Linked DNA regions of Homo sapiens: region 2 is linked to region 1. The links are chromatin loops, found by intact Hi-C in ENCODE. Cell type or tissue: dorsolateral prefrontal cortex. All regions are shown on one strand. Links, peaks and the distances in the headings refer to the core of each region. The heading gives the core; the rest is flanking DNA. Region 1 overlaps ZNF318 (zinc finger protein 318). Region 2 overlaps TTBK1 (tau tubulin kinase 1).

Region 1 (4,386 bases), core at 69-4,068:
CAAGGCGGGCTGATCACTAGGTCAGGAGATCAAGACCATCCTGGCTAACATGGTGAAACCCTGTCTCTACTAAAAAATCAGAAAAAAAAAAAAAAAAAAATTAGCCGGGTGTGATGGCTGGTGCCTATAGGCCCAGTTACTCGGGAGACTGAGGCAGGAGAATGGCGTGAACCTGAGAGGCGGAGCTTGCAGTGAGCCGAGATTGCATCACTGCATTCCAGCCTGGGTGACAGAGCGAGACTCCATCTCAAAACAAAACAAAAAAATCCCATTGATCTGGACTGGTGTTTCTCAAACTTTAAAGTACAGACAAATCACCTGGAGATCTTGTTAAAATGCAGATTCTAGTTCAGATCTGCTTGGGGTGGAGCTTTGAGAAGCTATATTTCTAAAAAGTTCCCAGGTAATGCTAATGCTGTTTCGTCCGCACTACACTTTCAGTAGCAAAGAGCTAGAATTTAGCTTGTGTGGAGTTGTGTAACTTCCATGATATTCTGCATGCCCTAAGTCTAGTCGGAGAAATTACCCAAGAGATCTATCTAGATATGTTGGTAATATTACCTCTTGGTTAGAGGCTAAAGCTGCTTGTTCCCCTGGGGAAAGGGAGAGGAAATGTTCTTGGACTTCATGATTATAGTCTTTTGCCCTAAGCATTTTATAGCCCCCTTGACAAACACCAGTCTCTTAGCCTTGTCTGCTCTTATTCTTTCCAAGTCCATTTGTTCAATGATGCTTCTCTTTTTCCTCAGGGATGACCTGACTGATGATTCTGTCTTCACTCGAAGCTCCCAGTGCTCTCGGGGTCTTGAGCGATATATTTCCCAGGAGGAAGGGCCTCTCAGTCCCTTCTTGGGACAACTTGATGAGGACTACCGAACAAAAGAAACTTTCCTGCATCGATCTGATTATAGTCCCCATATCAGTTGTCATGATGAGCTGTTGCGGGGAACAGAACGGAATCGAGAAAAACTCAAAGGCTACTCCATACGATCTGAAGAAAGGAGCCGGGAGGCCAAAAGACCCCGTTATGATGACACAGTGAAGATAAACAGCATGGGAGGGGATCACCCAAGTTTTACATCAGGAACTCGCAACTATCGACAGCGTAGAAGAAGCCCAAGTCCTAGGTTTCTCGACCCTGAGTTTCGAGAACTGGATCTTGCCAGACGAAAGCGAGAGGAAGAGGAGGAGCGAAGTAGGAGCTTGAGTCAGGAGCTGGTTGGAGTTGATGGTGGTGGTACTGGCTGTTCCATCCCTGGATTGTCAGGTGTCCTAACAGCATCGGAGCCAGGATATTCTTTGCATCGGCCTGAGGAAGTATCTGTGATGCCCAAGAAATCCATTTTGAAGAAGCGGATTGAGGTGGACATAATGGAGCCCTCCATGCAGGTCTCTGCTGCATTTCTTGTAGGGCCTCTTGCTAGTCTCCCTAATATCTTAAAGCCTGCTTACTTTCCTGTGGGCTATGTTCCTAATGGTATCTTTGTAATATGTGCTGGACCGACATTGTGAGCTACACCTTCTAGGACTCTCCAAACGAAACTGTAGGCCTTTTAATGCATCAGTAGAGGGTTCTATTGCTGTATATTAGGCTTTATATTAATAAATAGATATTTTGGAGAGTACTGTAAGTTTTTTTACTTAAATTGGATTATCCTTTGGCAATCTTTGAGTATGGGTTTGTTGGAAATGAACCTTGAAGGGCAAGGGGAGGAGGTGATCTCAATTTTCTCATCTCTCTTTAGAGAGAAGACAAGATGTATGAGTTGTAGGACACTGGACTAGAAATCAGATGATTCTGATTTTGGACCCACTTCTGCCACCAACTTACTGTGATTTTTAGACAAGTCACCTCACCATTCTGAGCCTTGATATTTTTCCCTGACCTGTGAAAGGATGGTCAGACCACTAGTGGAAAGACCACTAGTTTTTAGCTGTCCTCTTAGGAGATAAAGGCTTCTGAAGAGGTTCCCAAGCAAAGGAATGCTGATGAGTTAGCGTTCCAGAGTTTCCTCTCCCCACTTCAGCCAAAGCAGCTTTTTTTTTCCTTTTCTTTTGGGGATCCATAGAAAAGAAAACAAGCTAGGGGATCTCTAAAATTCTTTTGAATTCAAATTCCTTTTAACAAATAGATAAAGGTGAGGATTCCATCCAGTTTGCCTCACTTCCTGTTTCTCCTCAACAGTAGAAACATCTGGAGATAAGGGGATTCACATTTTGAATCTGGCTAAGGATACTTTTCCTCCCTTTTATCCATACTTGTATCTCACCTGTTAATTCAGGAAGACCAAAGTATTTAAGTATTTATCTCAATTACTAATGTTCTGAGATTCTGCATAAGACTAAATCAGTTGTGTTTGTCTTTGCAGCTTGAGAGTTTTTCCAGCAGTACCAGCTCCAGCCAGGATCACCCTCTCTACTCTGGGCACCCATCCCTTCCACTAAGTGGTGCTATTGCTGCTTTTGCCTCAGAGATTGAAAACAAGGGGACTATGGTAGAGACTGCCTTGAAGGAACCTCAGGGCAACCTCTACCAATGGGGTCCCCTTCCTGGGATTCCCAAAGACAACAGTCCTCTCAGAGAAAAATTTGGAAGTTTTCTATGCCACAAGGATAATTTGGATTTGAAGGCTGAGGGACCTGAGCGACACACAGACTTCCTGCTGCCCCATGAGAGAGCTAGCCAGGATGGCAGTGGTTTTTCCCGCATTCTGAGCATGTTGGCTGATTCTACCAGTACACAGGAAAAAAGGCGACGTAGCTTTCCCGACATTGAAGATGAGGAGAAATTTCTCTATGGGGATGAAGAAGAGGATTTAAAGGCAGAATCCGTACCAAAGCCCCTTGGGAGCTCTGAGAGTGAAGTTATGAGGCAGAAGGCAAGCTCCCTGCCGTCTTCAGCTCCAGCTGTAAAGCTAGAATCACTAGAAGAGACCAATCCAGAATATGCGAAGATCCATGACTTGCTCAAGACAATAGGGCTGGATATTGGAGTAGCAGAGATTAGTCAATTGGCTGCACGCACCCAGGAACGACTTCATGGCAAGAAGCCATCATTACGCTCCTCAGCTGACCGCCGTTCCTCAGTTGACCGATACTTTTCAGCTGACCACTGTTCCTCAGTTGACCACCGCTTCTCAGCTGACCGCTGTTCCTCAGTTGACCACTGCTTCTCAGCTGATCGACGTTCCTCAGATCCCCACAGACTAGAGAGCAGGGAGGCACATCATAGCAATACCCACTCTCCAGAGGTGTCCCATCCACACCCACCTTCTCCTGTGGATCCTTACCTGCTCACAAAAAACAGCCCTCCATTCCTAAAGTCTGACCATCCAGTGGGTCATATTTCAGGACCAGAGGTGGTTGGTAGTGGGTTTCAGTCATCTGTTGCAGTCAGGTGCATGTTGCCATCAGCCCCATCTGCCCCAATTAGACTTCCACACACTGCTGCTTTATCTCAGTTTCACATGCCAAGGGCCTCTCAGTTTGCTGCAGCTCGGATACCTCCGAACTACCAGGGACCTGCCATTCCCCCTGCCTCTTTTGATGCCTATAGGCACTACATGGCATATGCAGCCTCCAGATGGCCCATGTATCCCACCTCTCAACCGTCAAACCACCCTGTACCTGAACCACACAGGATAATGCCAATAACCAAACAAGCTACTCGTAGCCGTCCCAATCTTCGTGTGATCCCCACTGTGACTCCTGATAAGCCTAAGCAGAAAGAGTCTCTGCGAGGCTCAATTCCTGCGGCCCAAGTGCCTGTCCAGGTGTCCATTCCATCACTCATAAGATATAATCCAGAGAAGATCTCTGATGAGAAGAACCGTGCTTCCCAGAAGCAAAAGGTGAATATTAGCTTTGGGTATCCTGTGCCTGAGTTTTCTGTTTTGCCATAAATTTGTATATGTTTTTTAGAAGGGGCTGAAAATTTGTAAGGCTCTTTCACTTGAAGTCGTCTGGAGGCTGCTGTCATCATCCTAAGAAGTGTATATTGTTCCTCTGTTTTTCACACATGTTTTATCATTAGGACTAAACAAAAGTCTGGCCTTGGGTCCTATTGTGATTGTCAGCCTTTTTTAAGTTTAATTCTATCCAAGTTAATGGTCTTCAAACACTGTAGATAGGAACTGGGAGCCTTGAAGTCTTCAATATGATTTCGTAGTGGAGTAGGGAACCAAAATTGGGTGTGGTGAAGGAGAATCAGTAAACCTGTTTGATCCCAGTGAATTCTGTATTCTTACCCTGTAATGATTATGAGTTAAAGTTAATAACTAGTTGTTGCTTGATAATTGAAGCAAACCAAGAAATAAACTTTGCTTGTTCTGGTTTATCTTAGAGTCCAGGAGTAACAGTAACATTTTTGACATGTTATTTATTTAA
Region 2 (4,386 bases), core at 249-4,248, 110 kb after region 1:
AGTCTCCCTTTTCTCCACTCCTGCTAAATTTTACATGATCTCAGCCCCTGCTGAAGGACCTCCCTAAACTAGAGGAGAAATATGACACAATAGGATCGGCACTGGTCCTTGGGAGGAAGGAGACCTGGTTTCTTGGCCAGCTCTGGGTGACCTGGGGTGAGTTTCTTAAACTCTCTGAGCCTCCACTCTTCCTCCTCTGTGAAATGAATAGAGTTGGACTAGAATTGGTCACAAAGGTTTCTTCAGCTCAGTGGTCCTGATTCTTGGATGGGCTGATTCTTGTCAGACAGACCTGACAAGAATCAGCCCATGACACCTACTAGTCATGGAAATTTGGCAAATTAGCTAAGCAATTTCCTCAGTTTCCACACCTGTGAAATGGGATTAATAAATGGGAATACAAATCTACTTGGTAAGTTCTTGAGATAATGCACATGAGGCATTTTGCACAATGCCTGGCAACAGTGAATGCTCAAAACAAATACTAAGTCATTATTACTATTATTGTTTGCTATTCTGATTCTGAGAAGCACCCCTCAAGATGAATAAGATGTTATTATTTTATGTTTTTAGAGACAGGTTGACCAAGCTGGATTTGAACTCCTGGGCTCAAGCGATCCTCCTGCCTCAGCCTGCCAAGTATTGAGGATTTATTTATTTATTTAGAGGAGGAGTCTTGCTCTGTCGCCCAGGCTGGGGTGCAATGGCATGATCTCAGTTCACTGCAACCTCTGCCTTCCAGGTTCAAGTGATTCTCCTGCCTCAGCCTCCCAGGTAGCTGGGATTACAGGCGCCCACTGCCACACCCGGCTAATTTTTGTATTTTTAGTAGAGATGAGGTTTCACCGTGTTGGCCAGCCTGGTCTCGAACTCGTGACCCCAAGTGATCCTCCCACCTCAACCTCCCAAAGTGCTGGGATTACAGGTATGGGCCACCATGCCTGGTCCACGTATTTATTTTTAAATGCCACATCTAGTGCCACTGACCCCCTTTTTCTTCTGGCCACCAAGATCTATGGGCAGTTTGCCTTGGTTCTTGAGCTCTGCCTCCCACCTCAGTGCCATCCTCACTTGGAACAGGCTGAAGGGAAGCATGTGGCCCCTCACCCTCTCTAACACTCCAGGGGTGGGGGTCGGAGGTGAGGAGAGGTTGCCATGCTTGCCCTCCCCCCAGCTCCCTGCTCCATTTCGCTCCCCACTCATCTTCTACTCCTTCCCTCAGAAATCACAAAAAAGTTCCAGCCTAAACTCAACATGTGTGTAAAAACTGTCTTTTCCTCACCACTTCAGTGCAAATGTCATTCTGCCTCCAATCCGCCAGAAACTAAGCTCCGGTGCCAGGGGCCCCGAGGTTTCAGAGGAACACTCCTGTCTTCGCCAGACCCTCGTTCCTTTTATTACTGCCCTGGCTCTTCCTCCCCCGATTTCTGTACTCTCCCTCTCAGGAAGTCCCCCTCTGGGACATAAACAGCCCCTTTCCTCATCCCTTGGGGACCCCTAGAAGTCTCCTCCTCTTCATCCCTTCCACTCCCAACCCCCAGTCCCAGAGACATCTCTGAAAACGTCGCCACCGTTGCCTCTTTCTAGGTTTCTAGGGGACTTGCACGGCCGGTGGCTGTTGCCGTGGAGACCCGCCTGCACCCGGGCCTCACCCTCCTCTCCAACCCCGCACTCCCGTGAACTGAGCCTCCCCACTAAAGCACGCGGGTGCGCACACGCGCCAAGCACACACGCACACACACACGACTCAGAGGTCAGGAGTGTACCTGACCTCTGTTGTTCTCCCTCCCCTCCCCCTGGCTCCCCACTCCGGTGCAGTCCCACAGGCTCACACACGGGTTTCCCCACACTGCCGCCCACAGTCTGCCCCACATTATCCTGCCCCCACAATAATAAGAGGACACCAGAGCGCTATTAAGTGACGGAAAAAGGGAGGTGATTTACAGTAGGTCTCGCTCCCCAAATACTATCATTCCCCCAGCCCTCACGCCCCCGCTCCGAGGCAGGCCCGGCTCCCGAGGAGGCTGAGACTACAACTCCCAGCAGGCCGAGCAGCCCGAAGCCCCGGGCTGGAGGAGCAGGGCACGCCGGGAGATGGAGTCTCGCCGTGCTGCACCTGCCGCAGGACCCGGCGAGGGGAGGAGGCTGGATGGAGAAGATGGAGTGCGGGTGCGGCGGGAGCAGCCTGCAGGGCCTCTTTCCCCAAACCCAAGCCTTTCCGTCCTCTGCGGAAGCGGAGGGACACATGCTCGTCCACTGCCCTTCTCCAAGGTCCGTCAGAGAAAAAGCTCCCTCCCCCACCCCTCTTCCTCCTCCGCCACACTGGCCTCTGCAGCTCCTGCCCAGACATCCAACCAGGAGTTGTTCCGGGCTTGGCCTGACCAACGTGACCTAGCGGGAAGAGGGGTGAGAGAGGGCGGGGCTCGAGAGAGGGCACTGGGAGAAAGCTATTGTCCACACGTGTTGGCAAAAATAATGACATGCAAGCAGTATGCAAATGAGCTTAGAGGCACCTCCCTCTTAGGGTAGGGGAGCGGAGGGCACCGGTTTTAACAAGTCTCCAGGTCCTCGCCTCCCTCCCCGCTACCCTCCCTCTGTCCCGCCGGGTCACTCACTCACCACCTTCCAGCGATCCTTGACCACGTAGTTGGCCGGCAGGATGTCGGCCTGCTCCCCTCCCCCACTCATGTTGGTTTCGTCCTTAAGGGCGGCCGCTAGGCACTGCATCCGCCAGCCAGAGGGAGGGGTGTCCGCCGGGCCTGCCCTGAGGGGGCCATCTACCTAGGGGAGTGAGGAGGGCCTGTGAGGGCGGGCTGCGGACCCAGGACCACCTGGCAGATATGGAGGAGAGGAGCTCCACTCCTGCTCTGCATTCTTCCTGGCCCCACTGGACAGATGCTCCAGGAGTTACCAGGGGAAAGATTGTATAAAGGCCAGTGCAAGGGAGATACAGACTACAAACTAGAGATGTTTAAAATCAGCAACAGGACACACATGTTGACCAATGAAGAAGAGGAAAATGACAGTGAACAGGCCGAGGGGAGAGAGACATACTCTAACTGATGCCAGGAAGACTTGCTGACCAAGGGGGCATACCAGACTGGGACCCTTTCCCTTGTAGGGGAGGCCTGGGCTTTGGCTCCCCCTTAGGGGAGTCCCTGTGCCACAAAATGTCCATGGAGCTGTGCAACAGAGGCTTAGTGAAAAGGGAAGACCTGCTACCCAAGGGGTGACCCATGGGACACCCACACCAAAGTGACCTGCTAATCAGCCCTGGGAGATGTGGTAATCAAGAAAATGAGGGGAGGCACTAAAGCCCCTTGAGGGTGGTGTTAACTGAGGGGGATGGATGTGCTGAGAGTCATACACCTTTCTCAGGGTGAGCTGAACCCACTGACACAGCCATGGGGTTGGGAGGTCAGGATATAAGAGATGGGGTGAACACAGGTGATGGACTCAAGACATGGATTTCAGATAGACAGCAACCTTGTGGCCACTCCAGAGGGACAGAAGTGGGCTGAACTGGGGAGGACAGGAAAATGGAAGGGGCCTAGCAGGAGGCAGGAGAAGTGAAAGAGAACAGCAGGTCTGGGTGGGCATGGGGTGAGAAAGCCTCTGACCACACCTTTCTGTGTCTGCTTAGGAATCGACAAGAAAGAACACATCTCTCCTCGAATTAGGACAGGTAGAATTTAGATATCAGGGAGAGTTTCCCAACGGCGGGGGTTGGGAAAGACAGGCACATGTTACCGGAGAAATGCCCATGTGTGCGTGTGTGTATGTCTGTGTGTGTATCTGTGCATGTATCCTTCTGTGTGTGTATGTTTCTTTGTGTGTCTTTCTTTGTCTATCTTTTCTGTGTGTCTGTGTGCTTTTCTACATGTATCTCTGTATCTGTGTGTTCTTGTGTGTGTTTTGTGTCTGTGTGTGATATGCATGTGTGTAGGCAAGGGGCCAGAAGACATGACTTTCTGAGATTTCTGCCAACCCAGGACAGGATTTGGAACCAGGATATTTTCCTCTTCTCTTTCCCTCACACTTTTTAGAAGCACACTACCGTGCCCTCACAACGACCCTGGAGAGTCACAAATAGAGAAAGAGGGAAGTTACTTAGGCTGGGGTTTGGGGGTTGCGGGTCGGGGGAGGAAGGTGGCTAAAGAGATGTATAGATGGGGTAGAAACTACATAAACCCACCTTTCCTTGGGATGAAATAACTTCCCAGGGCTCTTGCATCTAGACATCCTGCCATAGGGGACAGGGTGGGACGTGGAGGTGTGGAAACCACCTTCTAATTCATGATGGGCCATGGTGGACATATGGAGAAGGGATCTTCATGGGGAGGGACGCTGCCACTCCTTTTCTCTTTCTTCAAGTGACTAAGCTGA

The links. Hi-C counts contacts between places; a loop is a spot of excess contacts. Peaks named below come from ENCODE experiments on the same cell type or tissue, not always from the same donor. Only the 100,000 strongest peaks of a DNase experiment are listed, where the experiment ranks them.
Region 2: it touches region 1 in a loop (2.5-fold over the local background); 3 of 110 quality-filtered maps call a loop at or near these places.

Annotation. Positions count from the first base shown.
Region 1 is chr6:43,354,129-43,358,514 of GRCh38, reverse strand. ZNF318 (zinc finger protein 318) reads left to right here. Exons shown (of 10, transcript NM_014345.3): 3 at 750-1,389; 4 at 2,370-3,851. Among named protein-coding and RNA genes, the nearest start is that of ZNF318, 13 kb to the left of the region's middle. In dorsolateral prefrontal cortex, for the core only: a CTCF peak has its summit at 2,442; no DNase peak of the experiment used is centred there.
Region 2 is chr6:43,245,002-43,249,387 of GRCh38, reverse strand. TTBK1 (tau tubulin kinase 1) reads right to left here. Exons shown (of 15, transcript NM_032538.3): 2 at 2,620-2,781. The coding sequence starts at 2,727. Among named protein-coding and RNA genes, the nearest start is that of TTBK1, 3.7 kb to the right of the region's middle. In dorsolateral prefrontal cortex, for the core only: a CTCF peak has its summit at 2,658; DNase peaks (open chromatin) are centred at 2,087 and 2,367; H3K4me3 peaks cover 2,180 bases; H3K27ac peaks cover 2,143 bases.